2 separate regions of the Homo sapiens genome follow, and region 2 is linked to region 1. Evidence: chromatin loops called from intact Hi-C (ENCODE). Cell type or tissue: ascending aorta. All regions are shown on one strand.

What was found. Peaks named below come from ENCODE experiments on the same cell type or tissue, not always from the same donor. Only the 100,000 strongest peaks of a DNase experiment are listed, where the experiment ranks them.
Region 2: a loop joins it to region 1, with 4 times the contacts of the local background. A loop is called at or near these places in 2 of 110 quality-filtered maps.

Annotation. Positions count from the first base shown.
Region 1 is chr16:87,672,234-87,677,233 of GRCh38, reverse strand. The region is part of intron 2 of JPH3 (junctophilin 3); the gene reads right to left. Among named protein-coding and RNA genes, the nearest start is that of JPH3, 72 kb to the right of the region's middle. RefSeq lists an enhancer at 1,189-1,737. In ascending aorta, no CTCF peak of the experiment used is centred here; no DNase peak of the experiment used is centred here; H3K27me3 peaks cover 264 bases.
Region 2 is chr16:87,732,153-87,737,152 of GRCh38, reverse strand. The region is part of intron 5 of KLHDC4 (kelch domain containing 4); the gene reads left to right. LOC124903752 (a long non-coding RNA gene) reads left to right here. Exons shown (of 2, transcript XR_007065174.1): 1 at 1-3,365; 2 at 3,417-4,709. Among named protein-coding and RNA genes, the nearest start is that of KLHDC4, 31 kb to the left of the region's middle. In ascending aorta, no CTCF peak of the experiment used is centred here; no DNase peak of the experiment used is centred here.

The DNA.
Region 1 (5,000 bases):
TTTTTTTTGTGTGTGTGTGTGTGTGTGTGTGTGTGTGTGTGTGTGTGTATATATATATAGTGCGTGTGTGTGTGTATAATGGAGTCCCACTCTGTCGCCTAGGCTGGATTGCAGTGGCACGATCTCAGCTCACTGTAAGCTCCACCTCCCGGGTTCACGCCATTCTCCTGCCTCAGCCTCCCGAGTAGCTGGGACTACAGGCGCCCGCCACCACGCCCGGCTAATTTTTTGTATTCTTAGTAGAGACGGGGTTTCACCATGGTTTCGATCTCCTGACCTCGTGATCCGCCCACTTCAGCCTCCCCAAGTGCTGGGATTACAGGCGTGCGCCACCGCGCCTGGCCTAATTTTTGTATTTTTAGTAGAGACGGGGTTTCGCCATGTTGGTCAGGCTGGACTTGAACTCCTGACCTCATGTGATCCACTTGCCTCAGCCTCCCAAAGTGCTGAGATTACAGGTGTGAGCCACTGTGCCTGGCTGAGATAACAATTTTTTTTTTGAGATGGAGTCTTGCTCTGTCACCCAAGCTGGAGTACAGTGGTGTGATCTCAGCTCACTGCGAGCTCCGCCTCCCAGGTTCAAGGGATTCTGCTGCCTCAGGCACCCATGTAGCTGGGATTACAGGCGCGCACCACCATGCCTGACTAATTTTTGTATTTTTAGGAGAGACGGGGTTTCACCACGTTGGCCAAGATGATCTCGATCTCTTGACCTCGTGATCCACCTGCGTCTGCCTCCCAAGGTGCTGAGATTACAGGTGTGAACCACTGCACCCCGGCTAAAATATCACCTATATACCATAAATGAAGGTACCGTAAATGATATATTTATATACCGTAAACCTGAAGAAGAGTCTGAAGTCACAGAGCCACTTAATGCATTTATGGATCCACTCGTTCAAAAAGATGTTGTTAAATTGAGTGTCTGCTACAAGCTAAACACACTGTTGTATATTAGGACATAGAGGAAAAGGGAGACACAAACAAGGTCCTTGCTCTGATAGGGATTCTGGTCTCATTGAGAAGACGGCTGATACAAAGGTAAACACATAAAAAGAGCACATTTCCATGGCCACACGTTCTAAGAAGACAGCAATTACACTCCTGTTGAGAGTATAATTCACTGGTTTTTAGCACATTTACTGAGGCGGGTCACCACCATCGTGATCTAACTTTACAGCACTTTCGTCGCCTGCGACAGAAACCCCATATCCATCAGCTGCCCTCCCCATCCCTCCTCCCAGCTCCTGCCAACAGCTGATCTGCTTTCTTCTTGCTGTTGTTGTTTCATGGAAAACATTTCTTTCAGAAAGGAATTACAGAGCGAAAGGCCAGCAGGGCAGAGGTGCAGGCAGCCTGGAGGAAGGGGTGCGAAATAGGATGGGAGTGGGTGTATGAAAGGTGAGGAATAGTGGTCCTCTCCCCAGCCCCTCCTGGGTCAGAAGCAGTGCTGGGGAACAGGGCCTGGGCAGCAGGCACCCCACACCTGCTTCCTGCTGCAGCTGGGACCACCTTTAAACCTTCACTGTGGAGTCCCTTTTTGAGTTAACAGAAACTCTGCTATAAAATCAGACAAAACTCTAGAAAGCCACACTCCCGGAGCAAAACAGTAAAAGCCAGAGGGGGAGTGTGGAAAACACAGCCCCAGACACAGAAAGGCCCTCCCACAGCACGGCTGTGCCACTGCGGGCTGCCGGCAGCCTCCGGCTGCAGCAGTGTCTGCTGGGCTCATCTGCCCGCTTACCTGGTACACACAGACAGGGCACACCCACATGCTGGATATGTGCAGGCCCCAGGGCCTCAAAGCACAGGGCAGGTCCTGCCCAGGAGCAAGAGGAAGGCTGGACGGGGAGGCTGGTCTGGACGGGGTCACTGGAGCAATGAGCAGCACCGACACTCTGGGTTGGTGCTCAGCATCAGCCCAAAGGAAGCAGGCGTGGCTGAGGCCTGGGAGGCAGGAGGAGTTGGCAAGGGGAAGAGAGCTCCAGGATGCAAAAGGCCCAGGGGCAGAGGAGGGGTCAGCGAGTCGGGGAAACGGCGGGGGAGGGGCGGGGGGTGAAAGCTTCTGCCAGCTGGGGGGTGGGGCATGGGGTGGTAGAAATCATCCTTCCACTGCCTAGCTATTCTCAGGGATTGTGGCTGGATATTTTATTTTTAAAATATACAAAAGTTGGCCAGGCGCTGTGGCTCACACGTGTAATCCCAGCACTTTGGGAGGCCGAGGCTGGTGGATCACCTGAGGTCAGGAGTTCAAGACCAGCCTGGCCAACATGGTGAAACCCCCATCTCTACTAAAAATACAAAAATTAGCCGGGCATGGTGGCAGGCGCCTGTAGTCCCAGCTACTCAGGAGGCTGAGGCAGGAGAATGGCTTGAACCCAAGAGGCAGAGGTTGCAGCGAGACAAGATCGCGCCACTGCATTCCAGCCTGGGCGACAGAGCAAGACTCCATCTCAAAATAAATAAATAAATAAAAATATACAAAAGTAAAACACAAGTTCTTTAGAAAAAATTTTACAATGTACAGAATGAAAGTAAAACTCCTCCTTCAAACCCTTCCACATGTGTCCAGCTTCCCACAGAAAATGACTCTTCATTCTGAGTGGTTCTCTTTCGCTTCCTCTCCCATGCAGTGATCGACATACACACCTTATTTTTGCCGCACAAATGGGGTTATGCTCTACATATTTTTTCCTGTGACTTGTTTCTGCTTTTACTCTGTCATGGGTGTCCCTGTTTGGGAGCTCACTAGGATATCTCTTGTTTTTCATGTCTGCACAAGACTCCGTCACAGGACAGGCTCCAGTTTTCAAACACTCTCACATGCTAGAAACCTGGACACAAGTGTTGGCCCACCACACACAGTTCTGCCCCTGCTTTTTTTTGTTTTTGTTTTTTTTTGAGACGGAGTCTCGCTCTGTCGTCCAGGCTGGAGTCAGTGGCGCGATCTCGGCTCACTGCAAGCTCCACCTCCCGGGTTCACGCCATTCTCCTGCCTCACACTCCCGAGTAGCTGGGACTACAGGCGCCCGCCACCACGCCTGGCTAATTTTTTGTATTTTTAGTAGAGACGGGGTTTCACCGTGTTAGCCAGGATGGTCTCGATCTCCTGACCTCGTGATCCACCTGCCTCGGCCTCCGAAAGTGTTGGGATTACAGGCGTGAGCCACTGCGCCTGGCCTGTTTTTGTTTTTTTTTTTAACTTAACACTGTATCTTGGAGATTGTTCCATATCAGCAAACACAGCTTTCTTATTCTATTTATTTATTAAATAATTTTTAAATTATTTATTTATATTTTATTTTTTTGAGACAGAGTCTCGCTGTGTCACCCAGACTGGAGTACAGTGGCACAATCTCAGCTCACTGCAACCTCTGCCTCCCAGGTTCAAGCGATTCTTCTGCCTCAGCCTCCCAAGTAGCTGGGATTACAGGTGCCCGCCATCACACCCAGCTCATTTTTATATTTTTAGTAGAGACAGGGTTTCGCCATGTTGGTCAGGCTGGTCTCGAACTCCTGACCTCAGGTGATCCTCTCGCCTCAGCCTCCCAAAGTACTGGGATTACAGGTGTGAGCCACCGTGCCCAGCCTCTTGTTTTAATGACCGTTCCAGAACACATGAAGTCCGCCCATGCTGATGGACATGAAGGCTGTCTTCCATGTTCTCCTATTAGAATTCACAGTCTAATAACAACCTTGTATATTTGATATTTCACACACAAATCCATCTTCAGAAGATACTTCCAGAAGTGCCGCTGTTGAATTAAAGCTGCAGTTTAAATGTTCCTGGGGTCTGAACTTTGCTAGAGATTCACAATTTTCTCTCCAGGGAGGACATTTACACCCCCACGAGCAAAGCACGAGGGGGTCTGTTTCCTCGCATCTTCTGTAATTCAGTAGATCAGTTTTTTTTTTTAAATCTCTCCCAAGACAAGTGAAACCCAGCATTATCTCCTTGTAGTTTTAATTTACATTTCTGTTATTAAGAGTGCGGTTGATTTTTTTTTCTTGTCGATTTGTAGAAGTGTTTTATGCAGTAAGGAAACCAGCTTTTATTATGTTTTACATTTAAACTTTTTTTTTTTTTAATGACAGAGTCGCACTGTGTCGCCCAGTCTGGAGTGCAACGGTGCGATCTCGGCCCACTGCAACCTCCGCCTCCTGGGTTTAAGCGATTCTCCTGCCTCAACCTCCCAAGTAGCCGGGATTACGTGCACGTGCTACCACGCAAAGGTAATTTTTTGTATTTTTAGTAGAGATGGCATTTCACCATGTTGGCCAAGCTGGTCTTGAACTCCTGACCTTAGGTGATGTGCCCATGTCGGCCTCCCAAAGTGCTGAGATTATAGGCACAAGCCACTGCCTGGCCTACATTTAAACTTTTTATCCACCTAGAATAATTTTGGTATGAGGTAGGGATCCAGCTTTACCTTTCCCCAATGGCCACCTGAGCGGCCCAATACCATTTAATCAACCACCCATTCCGCACCACCACCCATTTATAGATGCCACTTTTATCAACTAAACGTGGCCAGCCACGTGGACACCCTGCTCTGGTGGTCTACGCCTGCTGCGACTGTGTCCTCGTCACCCGCACCAATCAGAGCCTTCACTGGCCCCGTCAATGCCAGCATTACGAATATCCAGGACAGACCTCAAGCAAGCCCCGTTCTCCCCCAATACAGGATGAAAGTGATGGACGGCTGTGGGGCCACAGTCTGTCCACCCCCGTCATGTGCGGCTCTGTGCTGAGGAGGCTCCGCAAAGCTGCCCATCATGCCCACCCTCACAGTGAGAACAGGGAGGCCCCTGGGACGGAACCCCTGCCAAGGGCGCGGCTGGGGTGTTTACCACCCTCAGCGGGGGTCTGGGAGCAGGGCCAGGCCAGAGAGAAGCCCGTTAGCCTGGGACCATCTTGTTTCTGGGAGTAGGGAGGGATGGAGAGGGACTCTTGCCAGTTTCCATGACAAAGCGCAGGGCTCCCGGCGTGTTAGAAACGG
Region 2 (5,000 bases), 60 kb before region 1:
TTGTTAGTCTTGGTTTTCTTATCTTTTTTTTTTTTTTTTTTTTTTTGTCGCCCAGGCTGGAGTACAAAGGCGCCATCTCGGGTCACTGCAGCCTCTGCCTCCTGAGTTCAAGCAATTCTCCTGCCTCAGCCTCCCAAGTAGCTGGGATTACAGGTGCCTACCACCATGCCTGGCTAATGTTATATTTTTAATAAGAGGCAGGGTTTTACCATGTTGGCCAGGCTGGTCTCGAACTCCTGACCTCAGGTGATCCACCCACCTCGGCCTCCCAAAGTACTGGGATTACAGGCGTGAGCCACCGCGCCCGGCCGATTTCCTTGTCTGTAAAATGAGAATAAAGGTAATATCTGCACCACGAGTTTGCTGTGAGGATAAATGCACATAAAAGGACTGTGCCTGGCATAGAATAAACACAAATGGTGGTTTTTCTCTGAGTAGTAATCATTAAGATGAGACAAGGGTGTGGTTTATAAGTTGCCTGAATTCTGGAGACGGCTACTAATCATGCCACATAACGTGATTAAGTGCCCTGTCTTTACACTATCATTTGTTATTTGATGGACTTGATACTCGGAAAAGCAGGGCGAAGTTTCCAAGGCATGTGTTTGAAATGGTAGGGGAGGTGCATGCACACGGCTCTCCCTGGCTGTGCTGTAACTGCTTTTGAAAGACAGGGGCTCTCTAGTCTGAGGATGAGCCACTAGACTCTCAGGGATCCGGCAGGAATTGCTCCTTTGCTCAGCAGATGTCTCTAGGCCGCCGGTGCAGCAGTGGTCCTGCTGTCGGGCTGCCTCACGATGTTTCTGTTCACGACGGACCATACATACTGGTGGTCCGCTAAGATGATCAGACTGTGTTTTTACTTCCCTTCTGTGTGTTGAGACATCTACTTGCCATTGTGTTACAGTGGCTTAGAGTGTCTGGGACAGTACTGTGCTGTCCAGGTTTGTAGCCTATAAGCATTGGGCTCTCCCGTCAGTGCAGGCGTGTGGCAGGCTGTGCCTTCCAGAAGTGTGTGCGTGCACTCGGACAGCACAATGACAAGGTCGCCTAATGATGTGTTGTTTCCCAGAACCCGTCTCTGTCATTAAGCAGTGCGTGACTGTATGTTGTATAATTTTGTAAGGTGTAGACTGTAAAGTCACTCAGAGAAGCGTTTGCATGCAGAGTGCTTAACTCAGAGAAGCGTTTGCATGCAGAGTGTTTAATTCTGACTGTACCCTAAGCATGTAGAGTTTTCTGTAAATGTCACCACAGCGGCCCAGTCGAGGGGCCTGGTGGTGACACTGCCTGGCAGCTTGCCCTGCTTGGAGCTCCATCCTGCACGCAGCTGCTGAGCCTCGAGGCAGCCGCCACCACGACATTCCCCTGTATTTTGTGCTGTCCATAGGCCTCTGGCTGAGGAGGACATGTGGATTTTTTAAGACTTCGTATTTAGGAATGACAGCAGTTTTGAGAAGCCTGTTGGGGTTTCAAATATAAATGGGCTTTTTAAAGTAGCTTTATTTTTCTAAAGAGGGACGTGGAATCTTTTTATAGAAAATTTTCCCCTTTTAGGTAGAAAACGGTGATATTTGGCTACTGCCACAAAAAGTTAATTGAGTCCGTTGTGTCAGCCAGAGGATGAGACTCTGGTGGGGTTCCCATGCAGGCAGTGAAAGGAGGCCCCGCCCCAGCGCAGTTAGGGCAGCGGGGGGCGCCCCATCTATGGGGCTGCAGCAGGCCCCAGGCCTGTGTTCCCTCGCTGGTTGGGGACGGCAGTGGCAGCGCTCGGTTCTCCTCTGTCATTTTTTGAAGCGGACTTGGATGCAGACACACTGGTTTAGTTTTTTTTTTTTCTTTTTTTTTTTTTTGAGACGGAGTCTCGCTGTGTTGCCCAGGCTGGAGTGCAGTGGTGCGATCTCTGCTCACTGCAAGCTCCGCCTCCCGGGTTCACGCCATTCTCCTGCCTCAGCCTCCTGAGTAGCTGGGACTACAGGCGCCCGCCACCATGCCTGGCTAATTTTTTTGTATTTTTAGTAGAGACGGGGTTTCAGCACTGGTTTAGTTTTGAATGAAGGTCTGATCCTCAGATTGTTCTTATAAAGTAATCCATCAGGAAATTCGTCTGGGGGGGAGGGGGCGTCGGGCAATTCGTCAGGAGGGGGAGGGGCGTCAGGCAATTCGTCAGGAGGGGGAGGGGCGTCAGGCAATTCGTCAGGAGTGGGAGGGGGCATCGGGAAATTTGCCAGGAGGGGGAGGGGCGTTCTTTTCTTGCTCCGCATGTGTGGGGTTTTCTTCTCAATTGACTCTCATGTGTAGTGTGTCCGCTGGATGGTGCTGTCCCCTGCGGTGCCAAGCCCGGAGGGGATGGAGCTGCTGTGGAGTCTGTGGAACTGTGAAGTGAGGCCAGCTTGCAGGACTCCAAAGAAACTTAGTGAGCTGAGATCCTGCTGGGTATCCCTATGTGAAGAGGCCACCCCAAAGGCTCATGCCAACTCCGGGTTGGATTAATAGAATTGGTGTCTAGAAAAAGGAACTGATTGCTTCTGGTTGACATTCCATGGAGGGGTGTGGTTGTCATTTTCAGTGATACATTGAAAGGGGTGCTGATATGATGGAGGGTGCTAGAGGAGAGAAGCTGGTGGGATCCCGCGTTTGAGCAGTGAGAACCGAATTCGCTCCAGCTTGGAGCAAGCGAAGACTCCTGGCAGTCACCCTGATGATGTGGTGAATTATCTCTGAACTTCAGTAAACTTGGATTAGATCACTCAAGCTTCCTTTTACGTTTGAGATTCCATGTCTTGATGTCTTGTGTTTTTTTTTTCTTGAGACGGAGTCTTGCTCTATCGCCCAGACTGGAGTGCAGTGGCGCAGTGTCGGCTCACTGCAGCTCCCACCTCCTGGGTTCAAGCAATTCTCCTGCCTCAGCCTCCTGAGTAGCTGGCATTACAGGTGCCTCCACGACGCCAAGCTAATTACTGTATTTTTAGTATAGACAGGGTTTCACCATGTTGGTGAGGCTGGTCTTGAGCTCCTGACCTCGTGATCCGCCCACCTTGGCCTCTCAAAGTGCTGGGGATGACAGGCGTGAGCCACCGCGCCCGGCCCTCTTGTGTTTTTTAGGGTACCTGCCCATTTCTGGGCTTTTACATAAAACCCTGTAAGTGGGTTTTGGGGACAGCTGTGTAACATGCACAAAAAATAAATGGAGGAAGAATGCATTATCTAAATAGGCACTGACTTGCGTGATTGAAGCTGTAACCATCCTTTGCAGCCCAGAGTTGCTGTGACCTGTGTGGAGAGGTGGGAGGGCCAGGCAGAGAGTGGGTGTGAAAGCCACGGAGGATCCCAGGGAGTGGATTCCTAAGTAGGAGGCGAGGCAGGTCATCAGTGAGGATCCCAGGGAGTGGATTCCTAAGTAGGAGGAGAGGCAGGTCATCAGTGAGGATCCCAGGGAGTGGATTCCTAAGTAGGAGGCGAGGCAGGTCATCAGTGAGGATCCCAGGGAGTGGATTCCTAAGTAGGAGGCGAGGCAGGTCATCAGTGAGGATCCCAGGGAGTGGATTCCTAAGTAGGAGGCGAGGCAGGTCATCAGTGAGGATCCCAGGGAGTGGCTGCAGTGACTGTGCCCAGCAACCCTCCTTAAGGCCCTGCCCTGGTGCCTGCGGCTCTAGGAGATTCCCTGGGTAGTCCCAGCACACGCACCCTGTTCAGCCTGATGTTGCAGCCCAAAGCCATTCCTGTGTGCCCCGCCTCCTCTGTGCCTGGGCGCCCTGCACATCTGTGGCCGGCGTAAGCACCTCTGCGAGCTTTCTGAGCACCTGCTGCCCGAGCGCCTCCTCACCACCCCTGTCTGTTTTGTTGCTCCTCTCTCTGGTTGTGAAAGTCACGCCTGCTCACTGGAGGACTGCTGGGAGATGCAGGAAACGATTAAGACAAGAAAACCACTGAGAACCACCCATGTAGAAGCTGGGTTAGGATTTGCTTTGCACCTGCCTTTTCACCTGTAGAAGCTGGGATAGGATTTGCTTTGCACCTGCCTTTTCACCGATAGAAGCTGGGATAGGATTTGCTTTGCACCTGCCTTTTCACCGATAAAAGCTGGGATAGGATTTGCTTTGCACCTGCCTTTTCACCGATAGAAGCTGGGATAGGATTTGCTTTGCACCTGCCTTTTCACCTATAGAAGCTGGGATAGGATTTGCTTTGCACCTGCCTTTTCACCTATAGAAGCTGGGATAGGATTTGCTTTGCACCTGCCTTTTCACCTATAGAAGCTGGGATAGGATTTGCTTTGCACCTGCCTTTTCACCTGTAGAAGCTGGGATAGGATTTGCTTTGCACCTGCCTTTTCACCTGTAGAAGCTGGGATAGGATTTGCTTTGCACCTGCCTTTTTACCTGTAGAAGCTGGGATAGGATTTGCTTTGGACCTGCCTTTTCACGTGCTGTTTTTCGAGCATTGTCCCGTGACATGCAGTATTTTAAAGAATCTAATTCTTAAACATCTTTGTCAAGTTGATAGAATAAAATGGTATCTCTGCTTTATTTGAAATTCTTTGATTACTAGGGAGGTTGATTGTAGTTATTTATGTGTTATTTGTGTGTGATTGTATTATTTGTGTGTATTTTTAAGGTTTTAAATTTGCTTTTTGTATTTTTTTATTGCCATGTATTTTTATATCAGTTTTATTGAGACATAATTACAATAAAATTCAATAAAATGCATGCCTTTTAGATGTACACTTAGATGAGTGTTAAGAAATATACACACCTGACCAGAGGCGGTGGCTCATGCCTGTAATCCCAGCACTTTGGGAGGCCGAGGCAGGCAAATCACCTGAGGTCAGGAGTTCGAGACCAGCCTGACCAATATGATGAAACCCCATCTCTACTAAAAATACAAAAATTAGCTGGTCGTGGTGGCAGGCACCTGTAATCCCAGGTACTTGGGAGGCTGAGACAGGAGATTCACTTGAACCCTGGAGGCGGAGGTTGCAGGGAGCCGAGATTGCACCA